2 separate regions of the Mus musculus genome follow, and region 1 is linked to region 2. A link is a loop called in an ENCODE intact Hi-C map of the cell type or tissue named here. Cell type or tissue: gastrocnemius. All regions are shown on one strand. Each heading gives the region's core, and the rest is flanking DNA. Links, peaks and the distances in the headings are about the cores only.

What was found. Peaks named below come from ENCODE experiments on the same cell type or tissue, not always from the same donor. Only the 100,000 strongest peaks of a DNase experiment are listed, where the experiment ranks them.
Region 1: a loop joins it to region 2, with 2.2 times the contacts of the local background. A loop is called at or near these places in 2 of 42 quality-filtered maps.

What each region holds. Positions count from the first base shown.
Region 1 is chr12:76,044,496-76,060,831 of GRCm38, forward strand. Syne2 (spectrin repeat containing, nuclear envelope 2) reads left to right here. Exons shown (of 116, transcript NM_001005510.2): 84 at 1,567-1,722; 85 at 4,006-4,158; 86 at 7,604-7,774; 87 at 8,232-8,362; 88 at 10,274-10,478; 89 at 12,268-12,447; 90 at 12,982-13,110; 91 at 14,937-15,091; 92 at 15,187-15,331; 93 at 15,656-15,750. Among named protein-coding and RNA genes, the nearest start is that of Esr2, 120 kb to the right of the region's middle. In gastrocnemius, for the core only: no CTCF peak of the experiment used is centred there; a DNase peak (open chromatin) is centred at 10,333.
Region 2 is chr12:75,926,470-75,942,805 of GRCm38, forward strand. Syne2 (spectrin repeat containing, nuclear envelope 2) reads left to right here. Exons shown (of 116, transcript NM_001005510.2): 26 at 1-105; 27 at 914-1,040; 28 at 2,789-2,946; 29 at 3,232-3,379; 30 at 4,097-4,680; 31 at 7,369-7,548; 32 at 8,004-8,154; 33 at 10,859-11,017; 34 at 12,171-12,332; 35 at 13,442-13,543; 36 at 14,722-14,922; 37 at 15,720-15,891. Among named protein-coding and RNA genes, the nearest start is that of Mir5101, 26 kb to the left of the region's middle. In gastrocnemius, for the core only: no CTCF peak of the experiment used is centred there; no DNase peak of the experiment used is centred there.

The DNA.
Region 1 (16,336 bases), core at 8,269-12,268, 120 kb after region 2:
GGAACAAAACAAAAGAAAGACATGCAGAAGCTTTCTACTGTACGGGTCTTGAAGAAAATGTATTTGTGATTAAAAAGTATTTTTTGTGTGATAAAATGAACACAAAGGTATTCATTTACTGGAGATTCATATTTAAATTTTAAAGTACATAAATGGACAGACAACTTGAACAGGACATTTCTCAATGTTCTAGTTTTAATAGATAAAAATGGAAATATGTCTATTTTTATCCTCAGATATCCAAACAATCACTATGGAGCATATAGTTAGTAAGTTAGAAATGTTTTAGCAAAATAAAACCAGGAGCTACCACATTCATACACATCTAGTGGTGGAATGACTTAAAATTTCTTTGGAAAACATTGGGAACATTTGAAGAATACAAAATTTCATTGGCTCCCTTAACCATACAGTCCAGTTCTTAGGCAGTTATCTAAAATGGATAGATAGTCCTTCTAAAAAGAATTTTTGTTTTTAATAGAGAAAAATTTAAAGCTTATTTCTTTTTTTAAAAGATTTACTTATATATTTATTTTGTGTATATGAGTACACTGTAGCTGTACAGATGGTTGTGAGCCTTCAGGTGGTTGTTGGGAATTGAAATTTTAGGACCTCTGCTCACTCTGTCAACCCTGCTTGCTCCAGCCCAAAGCTTTATTTATCATTATTCATAAGTATACCGTAGCTGTCTTCAGACACACCAGAAGAGCATGTCAGATCTCATTATGGGTGGTTGTGAACCACCATGTGGTTGCTGGGATTTGAACTCAGGACCTTCAGAAGAGTAGTCAGAGTGCTCTTATCCGCTGAGCCATCACACCAGGCACGCTTATTTTTGACTTACAAATCTTTATTCCAAAATGAGTGTTATTTAAAATATTAAAACATTTAGAAGAAGCCAAGTTATCTTTTTTTTAAGATTTATTTATTTTATGTATATGAGTACTTTATACAGTCAGAAAAGGGCATCATAGATGGTTATGAGCCATCATGTGGTTGCTGGGTATTGAACTCAGAATCTCTGGAAGAACAGCCAGTGCTCTTAACTGCTGAGCCATCTTCTCTCCAGTCCCAAGTTATCTTTTCATTTCAAAAGGATACAAATCCCGTAGCAAGGAAAATCAACCAAATAAATATTGAAAACCTGCATAATGCTATTTACATTCTATATTAGTTACTTTTCTGTTGCATGATAAAATACCATGTCCAAACCAACAAATAGAAGAAAGAATTTATTTGGGCGTGTTGTCCCAGAGAGCTAAGAGTCTGGCGTGACAGGAAGGCATGGTGGTCTGAGCAGGAAGCTGAAAGATGATCACATCTTTACCAGCTAAAAGCAGAGAGAGCAAACTAGAAGTAGAGTCAGACTAGTCTCAAAGCCAGCTCCCAGTAACATACTTCCTCCAGCAAGACCATCCCTTCCAAGTCGTCTAAAACAGTGCCACCAACTGGAGACCAAGCGTTCAACTGCTCTTGCCTGTGGGAGATGGTTCACACATTTTTAAGAAGAGAGATGAAAGCAAGAAGTTTTTCTTTGTAATATTTTTTTTTATCCATCACGTATAGATACAACATTTGGAACAACTTTTGGAAAGTATCACTGAGAATGAAAACAAAGTACAGAATTTGAACAGCTGGTTGGAGGCACAGGAAGAAAGGCTGAAGATGCTACAAAAACCCGAAAGTGCCGTCTCCATGGAGAAGCTGTTACTGGACTGCCAGGTAAGGAGGGGCAGGCAGCATCCTGCCCACCACATGACGTAGCACGTGACGCCCACCACGTGACGTAACAAGGCTGAGTCTGAGAGGTTCATGGTTAGTGAACTCTGCATCAGACTGTACTTACACAAACCTAGAATGGAGTCGCCTACTATACACCCGGGGAGTACCGGATATGCCAGTATGCATGTGGTGCATAACTGCACTCAGCTTCTCATATAAACTAGCCAAATATCCTGGGTTTTAAATAATAGTAAAGCGATATCTTTCAATCATAGGCTCTTTCTCGGTCATTGTCCCTTTTATGAGATTTGAAAATTACCCCTAAGGAGCGGAAATATTTTCAGGGACTTCTGCTTCCAAGTTTCCCCAAGCATTTTTTTTTTAATTACTTTGCACAGCATTGGCGACATTACTCAGGTGTTTCCATTGTTCTTAGTGTTGCATCCTGCACTTGGCCTGAAGGACATAATTTTCTGCCACCTGTTGTGTACTGTGTTCTCGAAGGACCACTTGTCCCTTGGAGCTGGTCTAAGTCACACTTGGGTGTAAGGGTGTTATTCATTGCCCGGGTCACGCAGTCCTTGAAACTCTTGCCAACGTGTGGACATACTGATAAGCAGGGCCAGAGTTGGTCATGCCCCAGTTGTACATCACCTGTCACCATGGCTGCGGAGGGCACATGTACTGCTTCTTTGTGAAAGCATCACACTACTCACTGCTAGGGCTAGTGGGGGTCAAAATCCTATTCTCCTGAGTTTGCAGACAGCACTTGGTTGAAAAGCAAAAACAGCAAGGAGGAGGGGCTTCCTTGCGGCCACTTCTGGTCCCAGCTCTCACTCTCCGATTTACCTTAGTGTCTACCTAGGGCTCAGCATTCGGCTGCGGGAAGCTGCAAAGAGTTGCACAGAGGCCAAAACTAAGCAAATCTTCCACAGACTCTCTAGTCTTTGTGGCATGTTTCCTTCTGATGGTCCTACCCTCCAAACAAGCTTGACATGGGTTCATTTTAGCTACCTGCCCGCCTCCATCTCACAACCAAGCTGTAACTCTACAAATAGAAGAGCTAAAGGGCATGGTTTAAGTACTCTACTTGGGTAGCCTTGGTTTCTATCCACAGACAGACAGACAGACCATGCCAGACTATCTGATGTAGAAATACTTGGTATTGTAAGATAATAGTTATAAACACCAAAAGCAAGGACAGTTACCAAAGAAATGTGTAGTTGCCTAAAATTGGGGACGCCTAAGGAAGTTTGATATTCTATTGTAAACAAGCATAGTTAACAGCTCTGAGTCTATAATCATTTCAGAGGAACTGGGAAATTTTTTTAAGATTTATCTTATGATTTTATTTATGTGTGTCTGTGATATCTATGTCTGTAGTTAGGTGAATGCTAGCTCCTGAGGCGGCCATTGGCAGCCGATGCCCCTGGAGCTGGAGTTACAGGCGGCCTTGAGCCATTCCACCTGGGTGCTGAGAATTGAACTGGGGTCCTTTGCAAGAGCAGTAGATAGATGCTCTTGACATCAGAGCTGTCTCTCCAGCCTTGAGACTGAAATATTTAAACAGTACTAAACACTGTTCCTCACAGGCAAGCAGGTTGGCTTCTGATGGATCTATGTAATCAGCAAGTCTCTTCATTCCAGTTCAGGTTTTGTGCTGCAAGTCAGACTTTAAAGGAAGATGCTTACTGTGAGATGGGAGCTGGCATGCGTGGGAAGTGCTGGAAGGCCCCAGTGTGGCGGGGGGGTGGGGGGGTGGGGGGGGCTGTAGGACCCCTGGGCCCAGTCCACCTTAGTTGAAGAAGGACAAAAAGAACAGCTGGCTATGTGGGCGGGATCATGTTCTAGTAACACCAAGCTTATCTATACACTATCATTGTTTGATTTGGCATGAGTGTGTGTGTGTGTGTGTGTGTGTTGGTATTTCTAATAGTTAAGTAGTCCTTTTAATTTTTTTTTCCCTTCACTGTAGAGGAAATATGACAACTTACTGGTGAATAAGTACTTTTAGAACTCTAGTTAAATGAGCCTCTGTGAGTGATTACTAGAAGGTTGAAGGAGACAACAAATCTCCATAGTTATAAAAAGTAAACTGTGGTTAAAACGCTGTCGCTGTGGTGCTTGGTGTAACTGTATGCTACAATGGCATTTTTTTTACTTATTTTACAGAAAGATACACCAGCTTCCAATTAGTGTTCAAGGACACCTGTTCAAGAATAAACTCCTGTCTACTAATTGTTCTGTAGAATTATACATTTGTTTTTTGTCTTGCCTACCTAGGATATAGAAAACCAGCTTGCCCTGAAATCTAAAGCTCTGGACGAGTTGAGACAAAGTTCTCTGACAATGGATGGGGGAGACGTGCCATTGTTAGAAGACATGGCATCTGGAATTGTTGAGCTGTTTCAAAAGAAGAATAACGTGACCAGCCAGGTACAAGGCATCCCTCAGTCCGCTGTTTCTCCTCACAAAGCTTTTCATTTGTTGTTGTGTCTGTTCTTTTATCACGAAGATTTACCCCATTTTAGAAAGCCGGAGAGCTACTGGGAAGCATCCTGAAATGAAAAGAAATTATTTCAAGTCTCATTTTATGTCCTAAATAACTGAAGGCAAAGCGGTGGCCCCGGCAGGCAAGAAATCCGCTTGGCTATCTTTGTTTTATCTAACACACTCAGGCAAGCATAAATGTCTCCTCCTCTCAGAGCAGCAGAGCATCTGGTGTTGTTTCCAGGTCAGCACCACAGCAGCAGTTAGGAAAGAGCCCCCACGCCTGTGGGAGATGCAGCAGGGAGTAAGGGGTCTGTAGCATATACCCTCGTGAGCTGGGAGCAGGGTCAGCATTGGGGGAACCCCAGAGAGACAGGGGAAGAAGAGTGTGCAGGATGCCCCCCCCCCAAATGAGGGCACTGGGAGAGAAAGCTGAGACATGCCAAGGGCATTTATGTCCCACCAGGGAGGATGCTCTGACAGTTAGCCAGCGATCATGTGTTTGCTGCCGCCGTTTCCTCCAGCATCCTCACGGAAGTTAAAAAGTCACTGAAATCTGCCTTCAACCTGTGTTCCTAGTGGGGACTGAGACCAGGCTGTGTGACTGAAATCCCTAGGCAGCCTGCAGCCTCACCTGACTCTGGGGAAATAACGGATGAGCTCCAACAATCATTTGTCAATCATGTCTAAGTTACCCTGCTCACGACCAGGAGTCAGAGAAAGCAGACAATGATGGAACCAGTGCCTCAGGGAGCTCAAGCCATGCAGGAAATACACGTGGACAGATAAGAGTGATGCAATGAATTTATGATGTAATAAAAGTATAGAATGGGGATTAAATTAAGATGATACAGATAACAAGATGATAAGAGAGACACACAAGTAAATGGAAGGGTCCAAAAGTGAAGTAAATTTTCAGTTGAATTTTCAACAAAGATAGCACTATCATTCACAGAGAAAAGGAGGGTTTTTTTTTTTTTTTCTTCACGGTATGACACTGGGTCACCCGGATATTAACATGAAAAAGAATGATGCTCGATAACTCGATGCCACGTCCACAGTCTAACCTGAAATGAATCAGACATAAACATAAGAGTTAAAACTACAGACCATTAAGAAAGGCAACATAAATGTTTATACCTGTCTTCCTAGAGAGGACACTAGACGCGTAAGCAGCCAGAGGAGGGGGCAGAGAGCTGAGCTTCATCAGAATTGAGCACTTTGTTCTTCTGGAGAGCAAAGCAAATATGTGCAAAGGCTACAGGATGGGAGAGACAGGGAGGGGCTCACATACTCATCTGAACCTTGCTTGTTTAAGTGACTTGCCACCAGAGTGGGGGGAAATTGAAAGCAGTGGGATCCAAGCTGCATCTTTGGGGAGGGGCTTGTGTGTACAGAATGGCGGGTTACAGAGCAGGAATTGGAGGAGCAAATAGGGAGGTTGTTTGAATGGATGTCTCTCCCCAGAAGATGGTGTGAATGGCCAATAAGCACATCAATAGCTATGAGGGGAATAAAAATCAAAACCACAGTGAAGTGCCAGTCATACTCATGAAGATGGTGCATTAAAGACAGGCGGTGTTACAGCAAGGGTGTAGCCATATGCTGCAGGTGGGGGCTAAAGCGAGGCTGCATCAGGAAGGTGCATGGCAGCTCCTTGAGGTTAAACATGGACGTGACATGACTTGCCATTCTCTAGGTGGTGAATGCTTATAGCCGTCTAACCATGATAACCCCGAAATGGTAGCAACCTGTTGTCTATCCAACTGTGGATGTCTTAGTAACATGTGATAGGTATATCTCTATTGTGGGGTATTATTCAGCTGTCTAAAGCAGTAATGTATTCTGTATCAAAGGACTTTAACACCTGATAAGTACTCATAAAAAGACCATGTTTGAATCCATTTGTATGAAATACTGAGTACAAGCAAAACTTTGGAGACAGAATCTGTAGCTGGAAGAGTAGATGGGACTTCTAAATGGACATGATGTTTCTTTTTGGAGTAGAGAATGCGTTCTAAAATTGTAAGATTTTAATCTTTAAATAGGTAAATTATATGAGGCATGAATTTTATCTCAGTAAAATGTCAGTTTTTAAAATGCAGGAGGTAGGCTGAGAAGCTAGCTCAGTTGGTGAGGGACAAACGTGAGGACCCAAGTTTGAGCCCCAGAACCCACACTAAGAGAAGCTGGTCACAAAGACACACAGTTGTGATTCCAGCAGCTGCTGCCTGGCAGCAATGATGGCCACACTTTCCCATCTCTTCCCACAGGCAGGTCACTCCCCCAAGCCTGTTTTCTGGTCTAGCAAATAGGAATGAGAACACAAGCTGACCTTCTGCTATCACAGTGCTTGGTCACTAAAGCTCTACCTGAGCCCAGTTCTCACATTTACATGGTTTCCTGCCTCTCCCTTCTACTCTTCTACTCTGTTCAGGCTCCCTTAGTGAATTCCTTCTCTTTCCCCTCTGACCATACCGATGGTGTCTTTTGGGATCAAAGCTGGGTGTGGTGATGCATACCTATGAGCCCAGCACTCTTGGGGGATGGGGGGAGGTAGGTAAGGACTGAGTCAGGAAGATTCCATGTCCCATGCCTGCCTGAACTACATGCAAGCACTTTTACCTGGTAGGCCATCTCATGGCCCTTTATATCGTAAATACTTCATGCTGGCCTGGAATTCATGGAGTAGCTCAGCAAATGCTCTCCTGCATCAGCCTTCCAAGAGTTGAGACTACAGCCACGCACCCACATGTGGCTTCATTGATTGTTCTCACTAAGTAGTAAAATGCTCAACTCCTGTCACCAAAATGTGCTAGTGGGTAAAATATGCCTGCCCTTCATGCATGCCCAGCAGGAGTGCCCTGCGTGCTTCTCTCCAGCTTGTGATGGCTTTGCGAAGTCACCTAAGCACAGGCACTATCTTAGCATCTTACACTTACAGAACTTGACAGTTGTAAAGGTTTTTCACAAACCCTATTAGTATATGTGTGTGTGTGTGTGTGTGTGTGTGTTTTGCCTGTTTTATTAATCAATTTGCTTTGTGGATAAAGAAACCGGATGACAGAGTTAAATAATTTGCCCAAAGCCAGAAGGCAGGCAGAGTGATTGAACCCAGCGCTCAGATGCTCATTCTTGCCTGGTACCTTGCCCTCCGACGATCATGAACCTCATGATCTTGGGGCTATTTCCCACTAGTCCGTGTTAAAACAGCTTTCCTTGAGATCTGTATGCTCCTTAGCCTAGCCTTCGCACCTTCAGGACGTTAGTGGAGATCTCCAGTGCTTTCAAGTTGAAATGCCTAAATTGGATACAGTAATAGACTCATCGGGAGGAAGTAAAATGAGAGACAGTCTTAGAACGCTGAGTCAGGGTTTCCGCTTCCCCGCAGGTCCACCAGCTCAGAGCTTCTGTGCAATCAGTACTACAGGAGTGGAAGGCCTGTGACAAGCTCTATGATGAGGCCACCATGAGGACAACCCAACTCACATATTCCATGGAGCACAGCAAGCCTGCGGTCTTATCGTTGCAGGCCTTGGCCTGCCAGGTGCAGAACCTTGAGGTAAGTTAACCAGTGTGGCCAAAGGTATTGTGGGTAAAAGTTAAAGGCTGAAGCAAGCGCTATAGTAAGCACACGTGCTTTTGTACTGTTTGGCAGAGGAGCAAAGGGCGGTGCTTTAACTAGAGGTATCGAAGGCACGTCTTGGGGTTTTAAAGTTGGTCACGGGAGCCACAGGAAGTTTTAAGTGTATCTTGAATCTTTGCATGTTTCATTTCTTGGTTTATGAAATTGTGTGTGTGGACAAGTGTCCTATGTTTGGCAACTTAGTACTTCTAAGTTCTGCTTGAGGAAGGAATGTCTTGCCAGTCGCCGTCTTCCCGTTCCTGGTTGTGTGCCATTGTCCTGTAAGGTCTGCATCTTTGTGTCACGGATGTGCAGCATCAAGGGCCAAGATGCTGTTACCTTCCAGGCTGGGATGGCCCAATCACCTGCTTTTTACCTTTTTCTGTGTCTTCAGGCCCTTCAGGATGAAGCTGAGAACGGGGAACGGAGCTGGGAGAAACTGCAGGAGGTCATTGGCAGACTCAAAGCTTCCTGCCCCTCCATGGCTGGCATAATCGAAGAGAAATGCCAGGATGCTCATTCGAGGTACGCCCGGAATGCAATTTGAAAGATCGACCCTCTCACTTGACCCTTAGGCTTAGATCTTCTAAAAGCTTCTCCCTCCTTCACAGTGACATGGCTTCATGGTTATTGCGGCTCTTCTTCAGAGGGTGTAGTTCATTGTGGAAGGCTCAGTGTCATGAGAGCGTTCATGTGACTCCAACAGTTTCTGGAATAATCAAGCTAGAAATACCCTAATGGAGCCTCTTCCAGAGTGTGTCCTCAAAAAGTCAGGCTTGGTCCTGGGAACCCCAAATCAGCAACAGAAACACGGTAGAATGGGGAGTCCGTAGGATATAGTGGGATGGATGTAGTCAAACATCTCTTGGAAAGTGACCCAAAGCCCGAGACAATGTAGAGAAGTCGGTTGCCTTCCAGTCTTCTCCATGAAGACCCCTGTGCTTCAAAAGCAAAACCAATGTTCAGTATAGCGTAGGACAGCAAACTGCACGCCCTGGCAGGCTGTCCTCGGGTCTCCGCTGAGTCTTCACTGACAGGAGGCTTTCAGCGCCCCTCACTGCATAGGTGAAACTGTTGCTGTTAAAGGACTCAGGTTGCTGCTGCACATACAAGCTCTCTTTTCGTCGGTGTTTTCTGTTTGTTGTTTGAGTTGCTGCAAGTTGAGAGCATGCTACTCAAATGTTCTACCACTGAGCTACATCTCCAGCCCCGTGCGTGCAAGTGCAACAGTTAACCTGCAGAATGTTCTGTACAGCCATTTAAAATGTTTGTCCCTCCCTCCTTGTCCTCCTTCTTCATCCTCTCTTCTCTTTCTCCCCTCCTCCTCCCAATTCTTCCTCCCTCTTTTTTGTCCCTTTTCTTTCTCCCCTTCTCCTTCCTCGTTCTCCCTCTTCCTCCTCCCTCCTCCTCCTTCCTCCTCTTCCTCCCCTTCATCCTCCTCCTCGTTCTCCATCTTCCTCTTCCCTCTTCTTCCTCCCTCTTCCTCCTCCCTCTTCATTTTCCCTCTTCTCCCTCCTCTTCCTCCCCCTGTCCTTCCTCCTTGTCCTCCCTCCTCCCTTTTCCTCCTCCCTCTTCCTTCTCCACTCCTCTTCCTCCCCTTCATCCTCCTCCTCGTTCTCCATCTTCCTCTCCCCTCTTCTTTCTCCCTCTTCCTCCTCCCTCTTCCTTCTCCCTCCTCTTCCTTCCCCTTCTCCTCTCTCCTCATCCTCAGCCAGAATTTCATTAAGTTGTTGGCTAGCCTAAAAGTCACTGTGTAGTCCCAACCAGCCTCAAATTTGTGATGATCTTACTGACTCAACCTCCTAAGCAAGTGATAAGATTACAGTCAGGAACCTACGCCTGTCTAGCTTTTTCTGTTTGTTTGTTTGTTTGTTTGAGACAGGGTTTCTCTGTGTAGCCCTGGCTGTCCTGGAACTCACTTTGTAGACCAGGCTGGCCTCGAACTCAGAAATCCGCCTGCCTCTGCCTCCCGCATGCTGGGATTAAAGGTGTGCGCCACCACACCCAGCTTTTTTTTTTGGCATGGAAAAGGTTTTTTGTTTGTTTTAAAAGAGTAAATAAAAAGCAAAAATTCTATAAATAGAATTTTTTCATTTATTTTAACTTGAAAATAAATAATATTTTGTTTTTTTATATTTGCACAGTAAATTTATTGATACAAGAACAATATAAATAAGGCCTATTTAAAAGCCAGGTGTGGTGGTGCAAGCCTTTAATCCCAGCACTTGTGAGGCAGAGGCAAGAGGATCTCTTGTGAATTTGCTGCCAACCTGGTCTACGTACTGAGTTCCAGGACAGTCAGAGTTATGTAATGAGTCTCTGTCTCAGAAAAAAACAATCAAAATAGATCTCTGTACTTTTAACTTCCTGGTAGCTCGTGTGTATAGTTTTGCTCAAGGACAGGGTGGAATGAGGGCTCTGTTGTCACACTGCCAGGTGGACCCAAGTGAACCAAGACCTCGCAGACCAGTTGCAGGAGGCCCGAGGGCAGCTGCAGCTCTGGAAGGCTCCTCACAATGCTCACGCAGAAGCGGCAGCCTGGCTGCAGCAGCAGGAAGCAAAGTTCCAACAGCTTGCCAACACCAATCTGTCTGGAGACAACCTGGCAGATATCCTGCCACGGGCCCTGAAGGACATAAAGGTAGGTGCAGGGCCCCGCCCAAGGAGAAAACTAAGCCACGTCCACAGTCTGTAAAACAGCCGGGACCAGGGAGGGACACAGAAATAACCAGACGGGACACAGGGGAGATGGGACACGTGGGCTTGAAGAACGAGGTGGCAGACGTGTGCTACCACCTCTTTCCAAGTTTACAGGTCTGTTGTGGCCATTACAATCAGCAAAACCCTCCTACAGAATCTCAAGTAGAAGCCACACGAGTGCCTCACTTGGTCACGGGGCTTTATCACAGCCATAGAAACCTTAAGTAAGACATGTACATATGTCCGTGTATGTATGCACATGTGTGTGTGGGTGCTCACAGAGGCCAGAAAGTGTCTGATCCCTTAGAGTTGGAGTTACTGGTCATCATGTAAGAATCTCTTGCTTTAAAAGTAATCCTGGGTGGGGTGGGGCTAGAGAGATGGCTCGGCAGTTATGAACGAGCACTACTTCCCTAGAGGTCCTGCTTCATTCCTCGGCACCAGTGTTGAGAGCTCACGGTCCATCATCAAAGGAAGTCAAAGCAGGGCAAGTCCCGAGGCAGGAGCATGGCTCACTGGCTTGCTTTTGGTGGCTTGTTTACTTAGGTAACTCAGGACTAGCCAAGGGGTGGCACCACCTGCAGTGAGCTGGGCACACACACTCCCATCCAGCATTAATCAAGAAGATGGTCTTCAGGCTTACCCACAGACCAGTGTCCTGGGGACACTTTTCTCAGTTGAGGTTTACTCACTCAAATGAATCTAGAATATGTCAAGTCGTTAGAATGCTAGCCAGCACAACATACATAATTTGAAGCAAAAAGAAGTCTTGATGGTGATGGTGATGGTGATGATGGTGGTGCTGGTGGTGATGCTGATGTTGGTGATGATGGTGATATAGTGGTGGTGATGGGGACTGGGGAGATGGCTCAGTGAACAAAGTACTTGTTATGCAAGAACGAGGACCTGATTCAGTCCTCAGCATCCAGGTCAAAAGCTAAGCGTGGCCATTGAAATCCCAGTGCTGTGGACGTGGAGACAGCAGGGCTCACTGGGTAGTCACCTAACCAAATCAGTAAGCCTAGGCCAGTGAAGAGACTCCGATCCAAAATATAAGTAAATAAAGTGTATGGTTCAAACACACCTGCTCATAGCCACACATACCCTCAAATATCTCAAAACTAGTAATCCTGGCCTTGGTGCCACGTGAGTACAGCTTTCCTGGGAATTCAGTGATTTTAGACAGTTTATTAACAGGACAGTTTCAGCTACGGTGTTTTTCCAGTACTGGGAGGAAATAGCCAGAACTCGAATACTTTGTAGTATGAAACTTGGTAACAAGATGTGTTTTATATCTTGTAGCACTCTACGTCAGATCAAAAGTGAATGACAGATTTAATTAGAGTGCCCTGAGGTCTGCTTGCCCAGTGAGATGCTGCGGACTCTACATGAATCCGTTTATATCGGAAGGTCAGGGGCGAGGGACAGCCTATAGTGATCCATGACTTGACTTGAGAGCCTGCCCTTCCGTCCCTCAGGTGTTAGACAATTAGAAACACAAAGCATGAGGGAAGCCAAGATTCTTTTGGGCAATGACAGGTTCAGCGCTAAACCGCCAAATCTCCGAGTGGCACTGGTAGGATACATCATTTTAAGAAACCTTAAATTTTCTTAGCCAATTGAAATAAACAGTAACAGCAACAACAAAAACAGTTTACAGAAGCCCAGTGGCAGGGGTTGGTGGCTGGTGGGGAGAAGTCAGCACTTTGCTCTCCTTTCTCCTTCCCCAGGGGCTGCAGAGTGACCTGCAGAAGACCAAAGAGGCCTTCCTGGAAAATTCTACCCTCTCGGATCAGCTGCCACAGCCTGAGGAGCGCAGCACCCCTGGGCTCCATTCTGGACAGCGGCACTCCCTCCAGACAGCTGCCTATTTAGAAAAGATGCTGCTGGCAAAATCAAATGAATTTGAGGTTTGTCTTGCCCTTCCATCCAGTGGCAACTGTGGACAGCCCAGGCCACCCGCAGTCTTTTGAATCCTGTGAAGCAGTTTTACTGTTTGGACAGCACCATAGGGAAGTCACCCCAAACAGAGTCTGGCTTAATCAAGTGAGCAAGGAAGGGCCTGCTCTTAGGCCACCATCTGTTCTTTATCAAACATGTTAATTTAACAAGGAGCATGCTTAGTACCCTGTTCAGATCTCAGTTATCTGGATTTAGAGTAAAGTAATTGAGACACAGGTATGGCTGCTGGAAACACAGCTGTCGTTGGAGTCTTCCTTCATCTCCCGAGCTGTAGTGTGGGAACTAAGAGAACAGAGTACTCCCGTCTCTGTGTGGAACTGGTCTACAAGACCCCAAGGCACAGGATGAGATTCCAGGGTCTCTACAGAGACCCCTGAGGTGATGTTGAGCAGAAAATAACTTGAGCTTTCAGCAGCCCATAATATGCTTACTTCTGTCTTAGGCACTCATGAAATTTTTCTAATGAAAATGTCTCTTTATAGATTGTTCTGGCACAGTTTAAGGATTTTACAGACCGGCTGGCATATTCAAAAGACCTTATTGTGCACAAGGAAGAAAATCTGAATAAACTTTACCATGAAGAGAAAGAAGAAGTTCCTGACTTGTTCCTGGTATTGGCAATATGTGTCTTTCCTAAGGGCTTAAATTTTCCATGGGGCTAAAACATAGGCTGATTACTGCTGCATGAATCTGCCCACACACTACTTACCTATGAGTTCAGCCATTCACTTCCCTTTTATCCCTGTTCTATCTTCCTAAGGTCTCAAACCGCAGAACATTGTGGGACTCTATCTTACTAATAAGTTATTAATATACCTATGTTATTAATATACATGTACTGTCCATAGATGTTTTTATCTTGAAATCACTTTGAACTAACTTGAGTGCACCCAAATAGTCAAGGAATTCTCTGTTGTGATTAATTGGGTTTTTTCCAGTTAGTTTAAAGATCAAATAGAAAATATTCAATTAAAATTGGGCACTCTTTCTTTTTAATTACCTTAGTAAATTTTGTATAATTAACATAAAATGAAGCCACTGAAGAACTCTGGATCTGGTAAGCTCCCAAAGACCACTACTTATGACGACCCCCACGAGGAGCAAATGATAGCGTGTTATCCAGATCCCCGACCACCACTCAGTTTTATAAACAAAATTTTATTTAAGCCCAACCTTCCACTTACGCATTACCCACAAGAGATTCTAGCTTAGGGAACGGAGCTGGACGGTTGCTTTCCAGACAAGGTGGCCCACAAAGCTAAGACACTGATGGGCTGACTGTCTGCAGAAAATGTTCGTTGACCCTGCCCTAGAATATGACAGCAGAGTTGGGGAGATTCAGGGTATTGTGGAAGGCATTCAGTTAACATACTGTTGACCTGTCGTTGACCTAGAGGCTGTCCTGGGGGATTTCATACATGAGGAAAATATGGGTAGGCTGGGTTAAGTCTGGGTTAGGCACCCCACTTAGCTAGGCTCATACTGAGGATGAGATTGTCATGTGATGTATAGGTATTGTCATGTGATGTATAGGTATGCTGAATAGCCTGTTGAAGGTCATGTTAGTGACTGATTATATACTATATAGGACCTGAAGGCCCAGATTTGGTCTTTAAAAAGACCACAATGCATTTTCGGTCTTGCATAAAGACAAAGTTTAGCGTCCCTTCCTGCTTCTCGGTACTGATTTGGTTCTGCTCTTGTGTGCTTACTTTTCTCGTGGCTATGACAAAGTTTCTGGCAAAGGCAACTTGAAGAAGGATTTGGAGACCAGCAAGATGGCTCTGCTCCTAGAACCCGTGTAAAGATGGAAGGAGGAGAGTAGCAGTCCTATTAAGGTGTCCTCTGCCCTCCACACCATGCATGCACACACACAATAATGATAATAATAAGGTTTTAAAAAGAAAGGGCTATTTTGGTTTGTGGTTTTAGGGTCTTCAGTCCATCATGGCAGGAAGGGTGATGCAGCTTGACACCTTGTAGCACAGTCAGGAAGCAGAGAGACAACTTTTGCACTCAGCTGGCTTGCTTCTCTCTATTCAGTCTGTGCCTCCCAGCCTATAGGGAGTACCTATAGGGAGTACCTATATAGCCTATGGAGCCTATGTGGTACCACCACATTGAAGATGGGTCTTCCCTCCTTAGTTAAATCTCTGAAGATACCCTCACAGACATTCCTGAGGATGTGTCTCCTAGGTGATGCTAAATCCTGTCCAAGTTGGCAGTTCAGAGGGCTGTCATTCCATATGTACAGGCTGGTATCCCCAAATAGGAGCACCACTGAGAAATCTAGGTTCAGGCCCAATTCCAACTCTAACTAGCTGTTTGACTCTATGCAAGTTGTACTACCTATCTGGGCCCTATTTCTGCTCATCTTTAATGTAAGGAGGCCAGTTCATCACGTAGACATTTTATCTGTACTTTTTCCCCCTCACAGAACCACGTGCTGGCCCTGACAGCCCAGTCACCTGACATTGAACGTTTGAATGAAGAGAGCCTCAGGCTTCCCCTCAGTGACGTAACAATAAAAACATTACAAAGCTTGAACCGGCAGTGGATCCGGGCTACGGCCACAGCGCTGGACCACTACAGGTCAGGGCATCCTTTCTCTACTGCCGCTTCGGGGAAAGGTAGCATTAAGATCATTATTACAAGTCTCAGTGTTGTTTGTTTTCAAATCTTTATAGCGAACTTCAGGGAAATGGGTTGAATGAAAAGTTCCTTCATTACTGTGAAAGATGGATCCAAGTTCTGGAGAAGATCCAAGAATCACTTTCAGTGGAGGTTGCCCACAGCCTCCCTGCTCTACTGGAGCAACAGAAAACCTACGAGGTAAACCTGTGCTCTGCCACTCCTCAGCCACGTCCCCGAGGCAGGGCACAGGGAAAAGAGACATCCAAATGGAACACAAGGAGCGCCTGTCTTCCTTAACTGTCATCAGTGGTCACAGGCATTTAGGAATAGCTACTGTTGCTAGATCTGTCGTTTTCCTACTATTATGTTCCTAGATGGTCGGATGTGTTTGCAGTTGGCTCCCGATAACTTGGGAACTAATCAATTTCACAGACCCTCTGAGAGCCTTACTAGGAGCGCAAGTTCCCAATCCCTGACAGCGAAACCTATCAGCTGATAATTCATATTTTGGTTCATAAACAGATATTAGAAGCTGAAGTCTCTACAAACCAGGCAGTCGCTGACGCTTATGTGACCCAGTCCTTACAACTCCTGGACACAGCAGAAATAGAAAAGAGGTAAGCCGAGACGGGTTCTGGAGCGAAAGCACTTGGTGCGACAGGCCTTCTGATGCGAGAGCTTTTGTGTGTGTTCACGGGGTGTGATCAGAGGAGCATTTTACCCCATTGATACAATGCTGAAATGAATTTTAACCACTCAGGGTAGTTGTCTCTTATCTATGCCTTTGTGTGGAGCCTGTGAGCTCTTCCTAAGAGTCATCATAGGTTATTGTGAACTACAGATCTTAGGGTGCGTACTAGGATCTGTTCCTTCTAACTGCCAATGCATAAACCTTGCCAACATCCGTGCCCCGCAGCCTCACAGGGTTCCAGCCCTACCTTAGGACAGGGTCGTGCCTTATGGTCATAAGTGTGGTAATGATGCCTTTTCCTGTTGTAAGTGGATGAAGTCGGCAGCATGGAGGATTCTCAAAAGGGCCACCCCCACCCCAAGTGCATTAACTAAGTTTTGAGTGATTCTTCTGTATTATCTTTTTCTCTCCGCTTTCTCCTGCATGAGGTTTTGTTGTTTGAAATATGATGTAAGGTCCTCTTATCCCAAGCATGAAGCAGTGTCATAGTCACAAGAGGAGAAATGTCTCCC
Region 2 (16,336 bases), core at 6,846-10,845:
TAAGAATTTTAGCCAGACATCAGAATTAAAGCCTCAGCAAGAAGAAAGCATTATGGAGAAGGAAGGAAAGGATTGCAGCGCCTCTCTAAGTGACTTACAGGAGAGGTAATGTCCTTTTCAACAGTGAGGACCACTGAAAATCTTTTACCAGTGGCAGCATGTGATCTATACACATACATGCATATATCATACATAACATATGTGATATATCATATATGTGTAATATACATATTGTGTGTGGTATAACATTTATATATGTGATATATACATAATATGAGATATGTACATTTATATATATGATGTATATGTATACACACAATATGCATGTATATATACACACATGCACACTTTTTTGTGGATGCATGTGTGCATGTGGGCTTGGTGGCAGGTCCCTTTAACCACTAAGCCATCTTGATACCCCTGCCTTTTACTAAGGTTTGTTTATTCATTTGTGATGAGGGTGCATTGGTGGGTGCAGGTGTGTGGAAACAGAGGACAGTTTATAGGAGTCCTTCTGTCACATGGGTCCTGGGAATCAAAGTCAAGTCCTCAGGCTTGAAAGCATGTGCCACTGAGCCATCTGACCTGTCCATGTTATGCATTTTTAAGACTTGTATTATTCTTTAGTTATAGTTTTGGCATGTGGCTCTAATTTAAGCAGAAATTCCTTGGGCATTTCTGTATGCACAACTAAGTAATTTAAAAGTACTTCTATCTTATTTTAAAATTAAGTTTTAAAAATTTTAAATTTTAGTGTTATCAATTTATTTATTTATTTTTTGTTTAACAAACAAGAAATGGGTTTCACCATGTCATTCCACATAAATGCATACATACACATTTCATTATTCTTTGCCCTGTCCTCTCTACTCCTTCCCCATACTAAGTCATGTTGCATTTAAATTTCTCCCAGGTATGACACACAAAGGGGGCTTCTTGAGCAACACCTGCAAGACAGCAAATCCAGGGTGACGTCTGACTTTGCCAGTGAGCAGGAGAGGAGCAGCGCCTGCCTGCAGAGTAAACTGGCAGAACTGCAGGTAACCTCTGAGCATCAGTCCTCACTGTAGCAGACTACACCCCTTGAATAGAGAGAGCTGCGGCAGTTTTGTGGAGGTCACATGTGTAAGATGTCTCTTTGTTAGATGGCATTTCTCATGTTCCTCTGCCTGGATTTGCTTTCACATACAAAAGCCAGGACAGACTTTGGTTCGGGGTTTTCATTTATTGCCTTGTGGTCTAATCTTCAGTGTCCTCCCATCTCCTGCAGGGTCCTCCCACTTCCTGCAGGGACCTCCCACTTCCTGTAAGGTCCTCCCACTTCCTGCAGAGTCCTCCTACTTTCTGCAGGAACCTCCCACTTCCTGTAGTGTTCTTCTACTTCCTTCAGGGACCTCCCACTCCCTGCAGGGACCTCCCACTCCCTGCAGGGACCTCCCATTTCCTGCAGGATCCTCCCACTTCCTATAGTGTCCTCCCACCTTACCTGGTTTCCTTCTTTTATTAGGCAACTCCCAGCCACACCTGCCATCTAGCTTCTCTTTCAGTGGAGTGGACCAAACCCATCAGATCTTTGATGGATTAAGCATGTTTATAACATGGTTAAGACATTGTATATATAATGAGCTGGTTGGAAATGTACATCTGTCTCCAGAAAAGTGAAGAACAAGTGAGCCTGTTGATCGTTCTTAAAGGAGCCTTTGAAAGAGGGCTGGAGAGAGAGAGCTCAGGGGTCATGAGCACGCACTGCTCTTAGAGAGGGTGCAAGTTCCATTCTCAGTGTCCGGGTCAGGGGGCTCATTTCCTTCTGTAATTCCTGCTCCAAGAGATCTGACATCGAACTCTTCTGGCACTCTCTCATTCCAAGTTTCCTTTGAGTTAAGAATGTAACAATTTAGTACTAAAAGTAGAGTGGTTGTTACTTCATTTGTGTGTTTGTGCCTGTTGTGTACATATGTGTGTGTGTTCATGTATGTACATGTGCTTGCCCATGCATATGGAGGTCAGAGGCCAGCATTGGGAGTCTTCTCTAATACTTTCCACCTACTTTTTGAGACAGGGCTTCTCTCTGGAGCATCTAGAAACTCCTCCCGAAAATCCTCTTGTCTCTGCCTGCCAGTGTTGAGATAGCAAGCATGCACCCCCGTGCTTAGCTTTTTACCTGTGTGGTGGGATCAAACATAGCTCCTCATGCTTGTATGGTAGGCAGTTCACCAACTGAGGCATCTCTTCAGCTCCTGTATTTGAGGGGTTTGTGTGTGTGTGTGTGGGGGGGTGGCGAGTGATTTTGGAAACCTTTTAAAGCTGTATCATCAGCTGGTTTAATCTCATTGAATGAGGCTGCTGCTGCTGCTGTTGCTGCTGCTGCTGCTGCTGCTGCTGCTGCTGCTGCTGCTGCTGCTGCTGCTGCTGCTGCTGTTGCTGCTGCTGCTGCTGCTGCTGTTGCTGCTGTGTTCTTTCTTCCTTCTCCTCCTCCTTTAAATTGCATTTCACTTAATCATGTGAGTGTTTAGGTTTTGCATGTCAGCATTCATGTGGTGGTCAGAGGACAATTTGTGTGAGCTGGGTCTCTCCTTCCTCCAGTGAGTCCTGTAGGAATAGACTTGGTCATAGGTACCCTGTCTGTTTCTTGCTGGTCTCTGAGTGAGAGCTATTTGCCATTGTTCCCTATAGGATAGGTCCTATCCCTCTAGGCTCGGATAGGCTGGCAAGTGTCTGGTTTTGTGAGAGAAGGGTAACTGAGCCTTTGACCCGTGACTTGAGACAGTGCCTCCTTTATTTCACTTAGGTCTTACTGGCTGACACTGATGCTCACTGGGAGAAGTTTGAAATCACTTCACTGAATTTAAGAAGACTGATGAGCGACGCGGAGAAGCCTGTGCTTAACCAGGAGAGAGACTTATTAAAGGGGAATGAACAGGTTCTTCACGGGCTTCTTAACACCAGGTACACCTCAGGTTGGCAAACCAAGGGCTTGGTGCATGGCTCAGTGTGTAAGTTATCTTAAGCAAGACTGTCACTACACTGAAATATCTTAGGTAGTTATCACAGCCCACTTTAGATCCGTGGGTTTAGGTTTTAATGCCATGGTTTGTACATGTCACTATATATATATATATATTTTACTGGGTAGCCATTTCCTTGGCTTAAGGCTGGGGGAGAGGGGGTAGCATGTTTTTATAGGATAGCTCTTACCATCTTTGCATCACCTCTGGTTTGCGTTTACCCCAGAATGGAGTCACTGGAGATGGCGCTGCAGATAGTACTTCCTCTGGAGAAGGAGTGTTCTCTCCTGTGTGCCTCTGACCTGCCCCTCTGCACAGTGGCTGTCCAGGACCTGCATCCTGTTGAGATTGATGGTGTCTATCAGAACCTGCGGGTGAATAAATTCTCATACCATATTTAAAAGACCTTCAATTCTTCAGAGATGTTCAAAAGATTTTAAAACATTTTTTAATCATAGATAGAGTAGGTTTAGAATATAAACTGATATAGATTCCTTAGTGATTTAGACTTGTTATTCATGTCTCCTTTCTTCTATCCCTTGAAATTTAGAGGTAGGTACTGAGGAGTGAGTAGAGGGATATTTTATTTCAATTTGAAATAAAGCCTTTCTTATGAATGTCTTTAGTGACTGAATTTCTAAACATTGTAGTTGACTCAGGCTGAGGCTGGCATAGTCTTCAGTTGATTCTTCATCCCGGATCCCATTTAAACACCCTGCCATCGTTGTCAGGCAGAGCCCATTGCTGTTGGCCTGAAATTATTTTCTTTGCAGTAGTAGACCCGCATGTTTGTTTTCCTTATGGAATTCAAGCATGAGGAAGGTGTCAGGTAAAGAAACAGCTGGCATCATTTGCCATTAAAATGTTTGCTGATTCTTAAACAGTCAGCTTTGGTTCAACTCAGAAACATTTTTGTAGCTCATGGTCGGCACTCTCAGGTTTTCCTGCATGTATGCAAGAGAGAGAGGGCGAGTGAGAGAGAGAGAACACATGACCATGTGCACAGGTGCTCATGCGTGTGCATGGTGCATACAGGGCTTCTCCTTCTCACTGTTTGTTTTTTGGTTTCATTTTGTCTTCTTTTGCTTTAGGATATCCGAGATTCCATCGCAAAGCAGATCAGAGTCTGTACCAGTTTGGAGGAGCCGAGTAACTCTGTACCAAGGGAGTTACACACACTAGATCAGTGTGCGATCCAGGACATTGTGCTGAAGTGCAGACTCCAGCTGGAGACCATGAACCAGAAGGTAGAGATGAGGGAGGATGCCCTGGATGCTCTGGAAGGGTTTTTGGCATCTCTGAGAGCAGCTAAGCTCTCTGCTGAGCTCCCTGCAGACCGTCCTGCCCCGAAAGCACCAGAAGTGCTGAGTGAAGACATTCTCCTGATGAAAGAGAAGGCCGGGCCTTTGGATGAACGCCTGAGGACACTTGGCATAAACATTAAGGATGCCGAGGGAGGGGAGAATACCACCTGTGAAAGACTGGTCGGTGCATTGTCAGTAAACTTAGTGGCCATGGATGGCCAGAGTAAAGAGGAAGGACCTCCTGAGGACAAGAAGTTACTGGAAGCTTGTAGTTCCAAAAATCTCGAGCTCTTTAAAAACATTCAAGACCTCCAGAATCAGATCAGTAAAATTGGTCTTAAGGATCCTACTGCTCCAGCCGTGAAGCATCGGTAAGAAAGGGGTTGTTCTCTGTCATCCACGGTGACACTCGCTGCCGTTTCAACCCTTCTGGGTCTTCTGTTTCCATCTCATCCCTCTAACTATTCCTGTTCAGCATGCCTTCCAACAGACTTTCATACAGATTTACTTTTTATTGATAAGGTTCCTCTACAAATGTTCATATTTTCCTCTGTCATGTATCATGGACACGGGACAGTGGAGTGAGACACGGGGAAAAGGACATGTGCTATTTTCAAGGACCTGCGATCTTTGCATGCACTGTGGTGTTCCCTTAAGAGTGAGCCTAGCCGGTCTCACAGAGTTCATATTTGCCTCAGTTGCTTGTCTCAGTTACATTTTCCCATTCTTGTGATAAAATATGGACAGAAGGGGCTGCACAGAGAAAGCATTATTGGCTTGCTGTTTGGGAGTTAGCTAGGTCATGAGGGGAAATCCCGACCTTGGCTGCTCAAGGCAGCAGCCAAGCACAGTCAGGAAGCAGAGACCCATGGGTATTAGTGGTCATCTCAATGTCTCCTTTTGATCTAGTCCAGGAACCAGATCCAGTTCCAGCTCTCGAAATGATGGTCCCTACAGCTGGTGTGGGTCCTCATGTCTCATTTATTCTAGTCACCCATGCAAGTGTGAGGCAATTCTTGATCCTGTCACGTTGACAATATCAGCCATCCCAAAGTGACAGGAACAGCAATAGAAGGCCATCTGCCATCTCCCTGTCCCTGGACTTTCTTAGTTCTTTGGTCATCTCTGGCCTTCCCAACAGGATTAGAGTTCTGCTGAGTTTAAAGAGGCACAGTGGAAACTGAATGAGGTTGGCAGTATTCAGCATTCCGAATATGGCCGCCAGCTCATGCATGCTGAGGTATTAGCAGGAGTTGCTCGTGTAGAGTCTAACTCTTCTTTCCAGACCTTTCCCATTGTCTTATGACTGTAGCTCCTCTGGCTTGGTGGTCTCTTTAGGGATTTAGCTGACCCAAGTCCCTTAGTATATTTAAATATGCCCTTCCAAAATTTCAGCTCAGGCCCAATGAGGCTTCCATCCTCAGAGAGCCTTAGAGTCTGTGATGAGCTATGGAGCTAATCATTTATGTGGTTATTACTTCAATAAATTTTAATTATATGTTCACCAAAAAATTAATGGATATTAATGTATGAATTAATTGTTGATAAATGAAAATCGTGTATTTGTGTAGCTACAAATAGGACAAATATGTGTTTTGTGCTAGACACAGTTTTGAGTATTGGGAATTCCACAGTTAACAAAATAGACAGAAAGTTCTTGGCTTTTCTAGAGCTTAGCTTACCCTGGGAGGGCTAAGGTATGTAGTGTGACTGATGATGAGAATCCTGAGAAAGAAGAGGGAGAGGTTGGGATGGCTGGGTGAGTGACCAGGGGCAGCATCACTGTGGACATGCTGTGCGCATCAAATGAGATCCAAGAGCAAGCCTCATGATCACCATGAGGAAGAGCCTTCTGGGTGAGGGATCAGCAGTTACAAACCCAAGTATGATCTCAAAGGAGGTGATAAAGGACAGCACCGAGGGATGTGGTGTCACAGCAGGGACGGGGCATAACTCATACTGGCTTTCTCTGAGTGACCTGATGTCATTTGAGGGTTCTAAGCAACAGAAAGCGACCTGGTTTAAACCTTATCTGGTTCTCTGCTGAGGGCCAGCCCCAGAGGTTCTTCTTTCCTGTTCTTGGTTCTCCTTGAGGCAGAGGAGGGGGAAGAACGTTGGTAGGGTTAAGATTTGGTCTTATGAGATATTTGGGGTTGCTGTATAATAATAAAACGTTTACCTGCCTTAAGTTTAAGCCACTTGCTGAGGAAGCGGCCTGTCTGTCTGAGTTCCTCTGAAGCCAGAAACTGTTCAGTCCCTTATCATAAAACAGCAGGGGATACGTGAGAAGAATTTCTGCTGCTGCTCCTTTCTCTGGTGAATCAGCCAGAAACCTCTCTGGATAAACTCAGCTCACTCTTTGTGAACCTCGGAGGAAGGAAAGGAGAAGAATTAAGATGCTACACATGGGCAAATATGCACAGGATGAAGACGTAGACAGTGGGAGGGTGTGGGGATCTCATTTGCAGTTAGGTGAAGGAGCAGCAGAGGAAAGACCATGAGGGTGGTTCCAGGGCCAGTTGGAGGCAAGGAGGTGGGGCCTGAGCTCTTGCAGCTTATCTTCAGGTGATGGGACTTCAAGGTTGGTTTGCAGGAGAAACCATTAGTTGAATGACTCCTTTTTGAATTGGGAGAGCTTTTTGTATATGATGTATATGATGTCCCACTCTTTCCTTCCTCCTTGGCTCTCACCCTTGCTTTGTTTAATCATCTATCTATTTATATCATACCCCCCTCTCTCGCTGTCTGTCTGTTTGTCTCTGTCTCTGTCTCTCTCTCTCTTTCTCTGTGTGTGTGTTTCTCTCAAATATATATACATATATATGTTCACTAAAATGCCAAGTAGCATTCTGGTAATGCACAAAGCCCTCTGGTCTCTGTGATGCAGGAAAGCATTCCTGTACTTATTATCCAGGAATTCCTTTGTAGTAGAAGTGTTTAATTTTGTCATTAATCTCACGAGGACAAATGAAAGCACTCTCTTGACATTCCCCATGTTTTGTTGAGTCAACTGGGTTAACAGTTGGCTAATACACCTTTTTTAAAATTCCATACTCTAGGAAAAAGTCATTACTCAGGCTGGATAAGGACCTAGATGGATTGGAAGAAGAAAAGGTGCGCATACAAAAAATAGCTGGCTCTCTCCCACGATTCAAGGATGGCAGTGAGAAAAACGTGATTCAACAGTGTGAAGACACAGCAGCCTTGTGGGAGAGTACGAAAGCTTCTGTCACAGAGAGGTAGGAGAAAAAAATCCCGTCTCAATCTGAGAGTGTGTCTGTGTGGCTAACATTCTGAAGTTTTTGTACTGTCTATCTCTGCAGAGCTTACATGTTCTTGAGAGAAGACAGTACATGGAACCTCTCAAGGACTTCTTAGACTTGAGTTCCAATCACAGGGTCACCCTTGTGTTGTTTTTGACAACATGTAATCTTATATGTCTCTCCAGAGCTTACACGTGTTAACATATAATCCTGTATGCCTCTCCAGAGCTAACATGTGTTAACATATTCACACAATTAATAAAGGTATGAATCTGGTGATTATTTATTTGTACAGTCTATTTGCTACATCATCATTATTGGTAATGTGATCAAGCCACGGGGAGAGGGAAAGTCCTTTTGTGACGTATGAGTAGGTGTTACAGCATACACAGTGTTATTTCAGACTGTTTCCTTCCTGTCCTTCTACATAGCCTTGAACAGTGTGGAAGTGCTCTGGAGCTCTTACGACAATATCAGAATATTAAAAACAACTTGACAGCTTTGATTCAGAAGGAAGAGGGCATCATCTCCCAGCAAGCTTCCTACATGGGAAAGGACAACCTGAAGAAGAAGATAGCCGAGGTGAGCCTTCCTTTCAAAAGAGCTGTCCGGTGTGGTGATGTGGCTGATGAGCTTATAAAAGAAATCATCTTTGGAACTTGGTTTCAAAGAATTTAGTGGTGACTATTTTACCAAATACTTAGGAATTTATCAGATCTATCACCAGAGTCAGAAAGAAATCAGTTTCCAAGCTGGTACTGACTTACTTTGGTTTGGGACATAGAACCTTAGCTATAAGACTGTGGGTTGCAGCCTTGCCCCAGGGCTTTAACTGAAAGGGAATGTGGGCCCTCGTGCAGGCCTGTGAGATGAGATGGTAGGGAATCTCTCTCTGCTGCTTACAGACAAGGAGGACATTACAATGCCAGTATTTCTTTCCTACAATGATGTGCCAGCCAAATCCACCAGTTGGCTAGCTGTGTTGATGGCTTCACTAGTCCCAGCTCTATATGCTAAGGAGAACAACATCTTTTGGACACTAGATGTCATTATTTTCTATGAATTTACATGCTTAGACAGGAATACATCACACTATTTACTCTATGACTGTACATTACAATGATGCCTTTCCCACTGGCTCATGAGATTTAAGCTACAGGGATGTCAAACTGTCATAAGCATCTATGACGAGGAGCCCTCTTGATGCATTTGATTATTAGTAAATAGTTTCATTAAATTTCTTATTCTTTTTAAATCGATTTTCAATTAATGAGTTAATTTTGTGTGCATGGGTGTTTTGCCTGCATGTCTGTCTGTCACTTGTATACCTAGTGCCTATGAAGCAGTGGGTCTCACCCTGTGAGTCACTACCCCCTGTGGGGGAGGGGCTGGGGGCAGATTGAACAGTCCTTTATCAGGGCTCACCTAAGACCACCAGAAAACACAGATATTCACATTGTGATTCATAGCAGTAGCAAAATTACAGTTATGAAGTAGCAACAAAAGTGATTTTAGAGTTGGGGATCGTCACAACATGAGGAACTGTACTAAATGCTTACAGCATTAAGAAGGTTGAAAACCACTGCCGTAGAGGCTAGAAGAGGGCATTAGATCCCGTGGACCTAGAGTTACAAGCAGTTGTGAGTCCCCATGTGGGTGCTGGGACTTGAACCAAGGTCCTGATAGCTGAGCCATCTCTCCAACACCCTAAACTTCCTATTTCTTGAGAGTAACCCAATAGAAGTATCATCAACCAGATTAGCTTTTTAAATTTTTGTTTTATTTTAAAAGTGTACAGATGTTTTTATTTCATGTGTGTGGATGTTTTGTCTGTATGAATATGTGTGTGCCACATGCATGCCTGGTGCCCACCAAGGTCAGAAGGCACCGGCTCCCTGGAACTGAATGGTTGTGAGCCATCATGTGCATGCTGGGAACTGAACCCCAGTCCTCTGCAGAAGCAGTCTATGCTCTGAACCACTGAGCCATTTCTCTATCTCCAATCAACCAGATTCTTATGGGAAACTTAGTCTTAGAACCATTAACCCCTGTGCTTCAGTGACACCAAGACTGTCAGTCATGGCTCTTGTCTGAGACCCATTTTCGCAGAGCTGACTGACTATGCTAAAGCAACCTGCTGTGTGACATTAGTTGTACGATGGTGACTGTGTGGCTGATTTCATATCAAACTTAATTGAAGGAGGCCACCAAGATCATGAAGCAGGCCATTACCTGGCATTACAGATAGTATGTGGTCATGAAGCAGGCCATTAGCTGGCATTACAGATAGTATGTGGTCATGAAGCAGACCATTAGCTGGCATTACAGATGGTTTTCCTAGTTCTATCCAGTAGCTCTGAGATTCACTGGTCTTGAGACCTAGACGGAGTCTGTCCTAATTTCCAATGGTTCCCTTAGGTCTTAGAGGTAGCTAGCCAGCAAGCAACTCCAAGGGATAAGATCTCCCTTTGTCAGTCAGCAGAGTCTCACAAGGACGGTCACTTCCTTCTGGGTAAGGCTCAGACTTGAACTTGCCAATCCTCATGCCTCAGGCTCCCGAATGCTGGCATTTAAACACGGACTACTATGCCCGGTTTTTAATTTCCAGATTTAAGCTTCTTAGATTGAGATAAATCTTCATTCACATGTAGTCACATGTAGTCACATGTCATAATGAAGTGCCCCGTCACGCCCTTTACTCAGTTTCTCCAGTGATAAAATCGCCAGGACAATCATGAGTTCAAGCCCAACCTGAAGTATATAATGAGACTGTCCAAAAGTAACCGAGTGTGGCATGAAGGTTGAGCATGGTATGCATGGGACTTTGGGTTTGACTCCAGTACCAAACCCCTGAAACAAGAATTTAAAAATAGATACAGGTTTCATAATGCAGGGCAGGAGGAAAACTGAGTAAAGATTATCAATAAAGTAATTGCATTCTAACAATTTTCCATTGGGAAAGCAGAACAGTTACCGTAGCGTTGTGATCTCTTTTGTTTGTTTTACATTTATTTACCTAGAGAGAGAGAGGACACGGATGTCACAGAGCATGCGCGTAGGATAACTTGTGGAAGGGCAGTCATTTGTCCTCTCCATGGAGTCCTGGAGATTAAGCCCAAGGCTGTGAGGCCTGGCACCAATGACCCTTACTCCACTAACCCATTCTGCCGGCCCTTACGGTCATTTCTGGGGGGAGGTTGAATAATAAAAAATAGAATTGTTCTCCCAGTTGCCTCTCTCTATATATGTTTTGAATATATATCTTTTGCTTTTTTTTTCTTTACAGATTGAAACTGTCAAAGAAGAATTCAGCGACCATTTAGAAGTTGTAGACAAGATAAATCAGATTTGTAAAAACCTACAATATCATCTGAATAAAATGAAAACCTTTGAAGACCCCCCCTTTGAAAAAGAGGCTAATGCTATTGTGGACAGATGGCTTGATGTATGTGGCCAGTTAATTAACTAAAAATTATGTTTCATTACAAATTGATATTTAGAGAGAATATCTTTAGTGTTCTTATGATACTGAAATTTTAAGCTGTTATTCTTTATAATAAATAATATATTTTACTTTTTTGTAAAAAATGTGGTATAATAACTTAGGAATTAATTACATCTCAAAGTTAGACGTTACTAAGAAATGGGACCTTAGTCTTCCAGATTTTGTGTTTGTGCGGTGTGTATGTGTGTGTGTGTGTGTGCTTGCTTGAGCTTCAGTGTGTGTGTATGTGCCAGGCATGGTAATGTACACCTGTAATTCCAGCACTTGGGAAATAGTAATATAAAGATAATGAATTGAAGGCCAGTCTGAGCTTCATGAGAGCCTGTCTCAAAAAAATAAAAATAACCAGGCAAGGATGTATGCTGTTAATACAAGCACTTGTGGTCAAAAGGCATGTTGATCTCTGTGAGTTCCAGGCCAGCTTGGTCTACTTAGAGTTTCAGGTCAGCCAAGACTTCATAGTGAGTCTTTGTCTCAAAAAAAAAAAAAAAAAAAAAAAAAAAAGAAGCAAATCTTTAAAAATTGTATTTAACATATTGAAAATAAATTAGCCACATGGCCTTTCATTCAGGATCTTAATATTTAACTCTACACTTGATGCACTTGTAGTTTAATTTGATATTCTTGTGAGTCACAAACTGAGTTATCTGTATTTTTAATTAATCAGATAACTATTTATTTATTCATTTGTTCATTTGTTTATTGAGACAGGGTCTTGCTATGTAGCACAGGCTAGGTTTTAACTTACTACGAAGCCCAGGATGGCCCCAGACTTGCACTGAGACTCCTGCCTCATTCTCCTCAGTGCCTGGATTAGAGCATGTGCCACCATGCCCTTCTTGAGACAAGGCCTCATGTAATATAGCCTGGGCTTGATCTTCCAGTGATCTTTCAGAGTTGCTTTGAATTACACACATGCTCTAACAAGTCTGCTGAGATTTTTTTTTAAGAGATAGGGCAACATGATATATGAAAGTAATTTTTTTTGTTGATGAATCAGACAATTAGCTTTTATTAAAATATTTCAAAACAAGAGAATGAAACAATGTTCTCCACACCCATGTCCATATTTTCTATTTATAATCTGCTGTAGATTAATGAGAAGACAGAAGAATATGGTGAAAATCTTGGCCGAGCGCTGGCCTTGTGGGACAAACTTTTCATCATAAAAAACAACATCGATGAGTGGACTGAACAGATCCTTGGGAAAGCAGAATCCCATGAGCTGACTGAGGAGGACAGAGGAAGGCTGAAGGTAACTCACCCTGAGAAGACAGGGTCCTGGCTACCGGCTGGTGTCACCTTAATGTTGCCTTTGCCTTTTGCATCAGGGCAGAATAATTGCAATGAAACAATGTATTTCTTTCACTTTCCCCTGAAAGGGCTCTCAACTCCATTGATTGCTCTGTGAAATCCAGGCGAATATTTTCATGTACTGTTCCTCTGGGATTCACAGACAACCAAGGACTGTGTGGATGCAGGATGTGAGGAAGGGTTCCAACAAGAAGAAAGCTGATTTTTTTTAAAAAACCGTGCTCTCAGTTTGGCATTGGGAAAGAGTCTACATTACCTCCTTTGATGTAGAAAGAATTGTTTCTGTTGTAGCTGAGTGTAGTTCAGAGGTACAATGCCTCTCTAGCATGACTAAGGCTCCGCACGTCAGCGCCACAGTTGGGAACTCTTTCTAGCTACTTATTTATTTAATGTCATTAATTTGCACAAAGCCTTTCTAGACCAGAAAACATCTAAATACTGGCAGTGAAACGTGAGTCAGTATAGTCTAAAAAATATGGGTATGTATTTATCTAAAGCTTCGAATCTCATTATCTCTCAACTTCTTGCATTTTATTTAAATTTTAATTCATGTATTTTTCTACATGTTAGGAAAAGTTTTTTTAAATATGAGGTTGATTTCCAGTTTCCTGGACAATTGGGGTGTGTACAAAATTGATCGTCTCTAAGGGTCTTTTAGATGCGCCTTAAATTATAGGTTATTTGAAAATGTGAAGGCAAGAACTATAAACAGCCAGCCTATGGGCCTGATTCCAAAGGTGTTCACACTCATTCAGAGTTTGTATACACATAGCCAAGACATTGGCCGGCTTTTTCAGCCATGAAAGCAGCCTCTTGGCGCAAGCCTTACTCTAACCTATTGTCTTGAGAGGAGACTCTTCCCTTGGCTGTCTTTTGCCTCACCCCTAAGGCATTTGGTGGGTTTGTTATTCTTCAGACAAACAATAGAAAACAAAGGATTAGGAGAAATCCAAGGGCGCCTTCAAGTTTCTGTACATTGGCAATAATAACCGTAGGTCTCCAAAAGTAAGATGATATAAAGCTATTTCTCTTAAAATCCTTCTGTTTTAGGAAGAGTTAAAAGTACTCGAAGAGCAAAGTGCAGAATTTTCTAGAAGAGTGGCTGACATACAGTCGTTGCTTCAGAGCAATGAGAAACCACTTGAACTGCAGGTATGGGAAGTTGGATTCAGGTCTCAATGGAAGATTCTCTGTCCCTTTGAAAATGGTAGCCATAGTCCACACATTCTAAATTTAAATAGAAAGTGAAATTAGAATGAGTACTTATTTGTGCTCAATTGAAATTTTAAGAATCTGTATAGGCAGGCGTGTGGACCACATTCGGCGTGATAATATGCGTTTGTCTTTTTCTCCCCGTACTTCTTCACATGCCTGCCGTGTGGAGAAATGCTGACTGGCATTACACACGAAGTCACAGTGGTTTCCTATGTGTATGTAGGGAGGAGACTGTGTCTTGAGTAGGGTCATTGAAATTGCCTCAAGGATGATTTTTTTTTCTTTCTGTTGTGTGACGAGACTTATCTCCATTTCATGTGGCTGAAGAAGTGTAGTGTTTCTGCACACGCTCTTAGGCAAGCCGCATGGATGGCACCATATCTGTACAGCCAACGAGTTTTGTGATCCTGGGCAAGTTACTTAGTCTCCTTCAGTCTGCATGTCAAGTGCTCACACCTCCTGCTGAACACATAAAAATGTCATCAGTGCTAGCCAGTGAGGGGGTGCATGCCTGGAACCCCAGCGCTGGAGCAGGGGTTCGAGAGCTGGAGACTAGTGAGATCCTGTCTCGAAACCAGACAAAGCTATTAATGTTCTCTATGCATTTTTAATCTCATTTCTCTATGCGTTTTTAATCTCATGTGTTTGGAATAGGTTTTCTCTCATGAGTGCCATAACATTTCGGTTTGCATGTTGGGTGCAATGTATTTCGGAAGGATTCCAATTACTCTCTTAGAAAAGTATCGATTTCTATTTTTTTCATGTAGCTCTTGTTCCTTTTTGCTTTTTGTTGTTGGTTGGTTGGTTGGTTGGTTTTTGTTTTGTTTGGTTCGGTTTTGAGACAAGGTTTCTCTGTGTACATCTCGCTGACCTTGGGCTCCCTCTGGAGACCAGGCTGGACTTGGAGATCTGCCTAACTCTGCCTCCCAAATGTAGGGGTCAAAGTTGTGCGCCACTACCCCCAGCCTTAGTTCTTGTTTCTTTTAAGAACAATGTGGTAAGAAACTTTTCACTCTGAGACAAAGAGCTGTCAATTTGTTCTGTAGCCATTGCCTGAGGTATGCTGCAACAGGCTCCTTACTGCATGTGCTGTGTCCTGCATTTGGTGATTTCAGGTCATGGAGTCCTCTGTCCTGAGCAAGATGAAAGATGTGAAAACACATGTCGCAGGGGGATCCAACAGCTATGCGCCCAGTGGGAGCACAGCTGAGCTGAGAGAGGATCTGGACCAGGCCAAGACCCAGATGGGGATGACTGAGTCCCTCCTGAATGCCTTGTCTCCCTCTGATAGCCTGGAGATCTTCACAAAGCTTGAGGTACCACCCAGCTGCCCATCTCCTATGCTTGGACCTATATTTACACTCTCTCTCTCTCTCTCTCTCTCTCTATATATATATATATATATATATATATATATATATATATATATATATACATATATATATATATATATTAATTACTTTAAAATATATATTGGTGGTGCAAGTGATTAGACCTAGTTCATGTCAGCAAGAGCTCCTCCCTATTGCTGAGATTTCTCTAACACTTACTTTTGGGGATCTTGGCCTTGTGTAGTTAGTGAAGATGGGGTGGGGTGGAGCTGAGGGTGGGTATTGTGGGCCAGTGAGACAGCACAGCAAGTGCCCCAAGCCTGATGGCTTGAGTTCAATCCCTTGAACCCACATGACATTCCGCATGCATCCACATGCCCACAATGGCATCAACACACACATATCAAATAAATATGTGTAAAAAGTAAATCATATTGTACTATAAGTTGGCTATACATTGTAACCTTAGTACAGGGGAACTGAGATAAGAGACTCACTGGCCAGCTAACCTAGCCAATAATGAGCTACAAGTGCAGTGATCTAGATAGAAATAAATTAATAATAATAATAATAATAATAATAATAATAATAATAATAATGTGCAGAATAATTAAGGAAGACATCTGAGGTTGACTCTGGCTTCCACACACCCTGGCACACACATGTATGTATAAACCGGTACATACATGTACACACAGACATGTATGTAACAAGGAGCTCATGAGCTTTGGAAGCAAGCAAGCCAGTTTGAGGATGCTGTGACTGGTTTATTCTGTGTGCAGGAAATCCAACAGCAGATCTTTCAGCAGAAGCACAGTATGACGGTCCTGGAAAATCAAATAGGGTGCCTCACTCCAGAGCTCTCCGAACTGAAAAGACAGTACGCAAGTGTCAGCAATCTATTTAATACCAAAAAGAACGCGCTGCAGGACCACTTTGCCACGTTCCTGAACGGTGAGCATCATGGGTCTCGAACTTTGTTTCTGTCAATCTTGAAATAGGAAAACGGAAATAGCACTGTGGGCCCAAAGGCTGATCTAAACTCAACCTCCAGATAGCTTGCACAGAGTGTATTTAAAGGAATAATATTTGGATAACTCCCTTGGGGGAAACACTGTTAATGCCTGGTTTAAGTAATATCCCCTTTTCAAGCCTTAAATCTCTATTTCATGATCATTGGGGCCATGTGGTCAGTTTGGGTGTGTCTGCAAACATGTTGCCTCTGATGATGTCTTTGGATGTCCTGTGTGCTTAAAAGGGTGTTTGTGCAAAAAACTACACCAGATTGCTTTCTGTACTCCACTGGACCTCAGACTGGGTTTGAGAACGTGTCACAGCTTTGCCCACTGCTGTGGGAAACAAGTTCCTAGTTTCTTTCGTATGAAGTATATGAATTACT